Regions from separate parts of the Mus musculus genome. Here region 1 is linked to region 2. Evidence: chromatin loops called from intact Hi-C (ENCODE). Cell type or tissue: left cerebral cortex. All regions are shown on one strand.

The links. Hi-C counts contacts between places; a loop is a spot of excess contacts. Peaks named below come from ENCODE experiments on the same cell type or tissue, not always from the same donor. Only the 100,000 strongest peaks of a DNase experiment are listed, where the experiment ranks them.
Region 1: a loop joins it to region 2, with 2.7 times the contacts of the local background. A loop is called at or near these places in 2 of 42 quality-filtered maps.

What each region holds. Positions count from the first base shown.
Region 1 is chr6:14,599,675-14,602,174 of GRCm38, forward strand. No RefSeq gene overlaps it. Among named protein-coding and RNA genes, the nearest start is that of Gm38768, 7.5 kb to the right of the region's middle. In left cerebral cortex, no CTCF peak of the experiment used is centred here; a DNase peak (open chromatin) is centred at 1,081.
Region 2 is chr6:14,813,884-14,816,383 of GRCm38, forward strand. All of the region lies in intron 2 of Gm36300 (a long non-coding RNA gene), which reads right to left. Among named protein-coding and RNA genes, the nearest start is that of Gm36300, 6.9 kb to the right of the region's middle. In left cerebral cortex, no CTCF peak of the experiment used is centred here; no DNase peak of the experiment used is centred here.

The DNA.
Region 1 (2,500 bases), 210 kb before region 2:
TTTAGTCTTGGAAAATGAGATCAAAATTGTCTTGGTTGACAAGGGCAGAACTCCTGGCTCTAGTTTTCTTGTTCCATTGTCTTGAATGGAGTTTTGTCTTGAGGTGTATTTCTTTAAGGAAGACTGAGTTCAAAGACTCTACCTGGCTATCATAGGACAAGATAAAACACACAAATATAGAGTTCGTGAGCCATTTATAAATCCTACCAGCTTGGATACCTTTATAGCTTCAGAAATACCAGAGATTTTGTTTGTTTGTTTGTTTGCTTATTTGAGGGGGGTTGCTTGTTTTGTTTTGGTTGGTTCGTTGGTTTGTAACCAGATAATGAAGAATTTTCCAGGTAAATCTTGAAAGATACTGATAAAAAGCATTGCTTGATAAAACCAGGGAGATAAATTGAGACTCTGAGATCTCCATTATAAAGACAAAGATCTGGGGTGTTTTATTCAAGTCTTTTTTTGTAACAGAGACTAGTTTTAATTTATTCTGATTGTATAACCTTTAAAGTAATTTGGATCTCTCTCCTTTTTGGTTTATATCATTTATTATTCAAAATAGGATAAACCATGAAATCAGAGCTTTCAAAAACTTGTATATGAAACTTTACGACCCATCTTTTTCTGGTTTTCACAAGTTCTTTATAGGTTTCAGGTGGGAGACAAGGTAAAAACTGTTCACTAGTCGGTGCCCTTGCCTCAGAGTTCAATACGTTTTTCTCAGAGATTTTAGCATCGGCCTCATTACTTATTTATATTTTCTCTCTTTTTTTCCACTTTGCAGATAATTGCTACTTAATTGATACTGCTTCTATGCAAACCTAGTCACAAGACACACCGCTAAACAGGGGAATCATTAATCTATGTGGATGTTGTAGATTTCTTTAAAAGGGTAGCTGGGATAAGCGAAGTCATTAGCAGTTTATTTGCCACCGAGCACTTAGGGAAAGCTCCCGTGGAAAGCACATCAACAGCCGGGATGGAACTGGGCAATTAATGCAGGAGTCCTGTACTTTGGAGTGTTAGCATGGGACTAAACAGCAGCAGCTGCGAAGTGTTTGTGCTGTTGGCATGCATGGTCTGTTCTGACATATGCAAATACCACACATGCTTACAGAACTTGCAAGCCCTATTGTACCATGACCTCACTGACAAAGCCCTATGACAGAAGCGCTTCATTTGCACCGGGTGCTATTAATTATTAACAAGCCAAGACCACCTCTTTGTGCTATTAGAGCTTTACAGAAAGCCAGGTGAGAGCACACACAAACAAGTCAGTGAGTCTCTAGTTCTCAGTTTAACTTGACTACAGCTCTCTTGCCAGAGGACTCCCGGGAAACAGAGAACAATTAATGCCAGAGAAAGCAAAAGGCTGCATTGAAAGGGTGACAGATAGTATCACCTGTGCAATAGAGGCATGCGCGCGCGCACACGCACACACACAAGGGTAGGTTTTTGTCCTAAGCACTGAGTAAACCATGTGATAACTCAGGGTTTTCCTGTAAATAAAAGTGAATGCTGGTCTTGGGATATATTTGTACCTAAGAACTCCTTTCACAGCTATCCCTAATCCTCAACATAAACGTAGAAAATGGGTGCTTACTACAGGAACTGAAATTTGAAGTGAAATTTTCTGTCATTGTATCATTAAGACAGACCATAGATCCTACCATACATAGCCCTTATCTCTGGAAAATAGTAAGATTTCATGGTCTAAAGAAACAATTCCTTCAATTCCCCCATCAAGAAATGCTAAGATTTTTTTCACCATTAACAAGATGCCTTTAAAATACCTCAGACCATGTAGCTAAGGCTGGCATAGAACTCACTAGGTTGCCAAGGCTATCATAAAATTCATAGGGCCCCTCCCTCAGCCAACCTAGTTCTGGGATTGCAGGCCAGAACCACCATATTTGTATGTCTAGACATGAAAAAATGATAACACTTCATACAAGCAACTGCCAGAAAGCTCTGAAGAGCTCTCTCTCTCTCTCTCTCTCTCTCTCTCTCTCTCTCTCTCTCATATGTCATTTATTTATATTTTAAATGTTATCCCCTTTCCCAGTTTCCCCTCCAGAAAACTCCTATCCTATCCCCCTCCCTCTACTGCTATGAGGGTGCTCCCCAACTTACCCACCCACTACAACCTCCCAGTCCTGGCATTCCTTTACACTAGGGAATCCAGCCTTCCCAGGACCAAGGACTTATCCTTTTGATGCCAAGAAATGCCATCCTTTGCTACATAAGTGGCTGGAGCCACGGGTCCCTTCATGCGTATTCTTTGGTTGGTGGTTTAGTGTCTGGGAGCACTGGGGCTTCTGGTTGGTTGATATTGTTGTTCTTCCTATGGGGTTGCAAACTCCTTCAGCTCCTTTCTCTAACTGCTCTATTGGTGACCCCGTGCTCACTCCAATGGTTTGGTGCAAGCATTTGCCTCTGCATTTGTCAGGCTGCAGCAGAGCCTCTCAGGAGACAGCAGTGCGCTTTCTGAATACACAATTTA
Region 2 (2,500 bases):
CATCAAGTCTCTGAAAGTTTAGGTGCATCCCCTCCCACTGAGGCCAGACAAGGGAGTTCAGCTAGAAGAACATATTCCATGTGTGGCACGGGCCACAGTTTTTGTACAGGGTGATGAATATGGATTTAATTGCATTCTCCAACATGTAGACATCCAGTTAGACTGAAAAACAGTTTTTAGGGAAACCTCTGTTAGAAAATCCTGCAAGTAACACAAGTATAGTGGAAAACATTGAAAGGTATAAAAGTAAAGGTTTTTACTGTTTAATGGCTTCATATTCAAATATACATCTCTGTGGAGACGGAATTCACCTAACACTATTGAGACTAGCATAGTAGGAATACCGAAGCAACAATAATAAAGCCTACTAGTCCTCTGGAGCAATGATATTATTCTTACTTTGTTAAGCTGTGCAGTCATCTGGATAACGGCCACATAGCTGCGCTAGAACTGTTTCAGCTCAAAAAGGATGCTTTGGTGTGGATATAAACTATTCCCACTTGTGAACAAGTGTTAACACTTTGTTTCCAGTTTGGATAACTATTTCAGAGGTTGTTGAACAATCAGGAGGTGGACACTGCATAAAAGAATGGGAAAATAAACACTGAACCTAATAACCTGGGCCACTATCTATATGTCTCTGCTTCCTGGTTCCTAAAACTCAAGGAGGACCCTGCTCATGACATCACTGCTGAGAGCTTCTCCAGATTGGCCTTGCTTCCCTTCCCACCTCCTACAGACTGCATCCCATCAATACACAAACCAAAACTAAGTAGCTTCTTGGCAAGCATTTTGCCACAGCAACAAGAAAGAGAACCCATGTAAGAGCTACATATTGAGCAACACCATGTGGCAGCAAGAACAATGCCAGTTTCCTGTGCATGCCTTTCCACATAACACAGTGAGAATGGCTGTACAGATCTATAGACCTCAATAATGCTATACAGGGATGTGTGGAGCCACTGGATTGAGGTGAGAGTAACAGTTGATTGAGAAAAGCTATTGCTGTCATCTAGAGGACTAATAAAGACTCAATCTAAGATAAGGATAAGGGCACCCATTATACCCTGATAGAATTTACCACAAAGTATGAGACCTGGAAATCAAGGTTATTGGCTGAGAGCTAGAGAGTCACCAAAGGTGACAAAGGAATCTATTTCTGGAGATATGGAATCAAAAGCAGAATGATGGAGTACCGGAGATGAGCATGTCACCTGACAACAAAATTGTTGAAGAAGCCATTTCAGGTCTTTATTTATTCTGAAATGTCTTTTCTTTTATCCTTATGAGCTTATCGGTGCCATTGACTGCTTCCGGCGCCTGAATTATCTTCTCCCAGAAGACTCTTTTCCTTGCTTCATGTAACATATACCAAAAGATAATCTTCCTGCCTGGGAATCACAAGAATACTTTATATGCCATGCTGTGCTTTGTTGTTCTCCTAGGACTACATCAGCAGTCTACCTAGTGAGCATCTTACTTATCATAGCTACTGTCTATCTTTCCCATTGGAATTTACTCTCCATGAGGAGAGACAGGTTCATTTGTTTTAATACCACCTGATATCTATGTCCAAGGACAGTGCTTAGTGCATTATCTGGGCTTAATTCTGGTTGATTCAATGATTCAGTGACTACTGCACCTTGCTCCTTAAAAGGGTAACTCCTTCATGGGAGAAACTTATGACCCCAAACCACAACAAGGAAATACCATCCAGTAATTTTCCTTACATTATTCTTGATTCATTTTCCTGCTGTATTGAAATTTTTCTCTCTGTATTATAGTGTCTTATAGTTTTTTTTTTAACATGGCTAGAAATTATTCCCAACGAATATATATATATATGTGTGTGTGTGTGTGTGTGTGTGTGTGTGTGTGTGTGTGTGTGTGTGTGTGTCAATGTGGGTAGTTCAATGGTAATATAACTGTAATCCACACACTAGTTTCCATTGTAGGATCCTTCAATGAATCATCCCAAAGAATAAATAGAAATAATAGAAAAAATAATAAATGTAGAAAAAAATCAGGAAACAAGGCAATACTTTGGAAGAAAACTAAGGTCAAGAGAAGAGAGAACTAACCATACAGTATGGAAAGATTATTTTGCCTTCTCTGTCATCCTAGGGTCAGCTTATAGCTGACTAATTGTAATAATAAAGATGAGCAAATTTAATAGCATTCATACAGAAGATAATTTTTAGCAGAGTTGTAGAGTTTACCCAAGAAATTTTTACTTTATTATAAACCAATTGTCAATTGTTCCTTGTTAGGCCACAAGGGAAAAGTATAACTAGTTCTTGTCACCCATCTTCCTCTCAGGAATGCTGTAATGGTTTAGTAAAAGGCAACACAAAATTGTGCAAACAGAAGCCACAAAGAAAAAAAAAAAAAACAATTCTGCTTTGTTCCAAAGTTCCTCATGTCGCCTTGCTATTCCTTGCTTGTCATTCACTAATTAAATGTCAGTTCCCAATAGCTAGGTGGGTAAAGTGTTATTTGA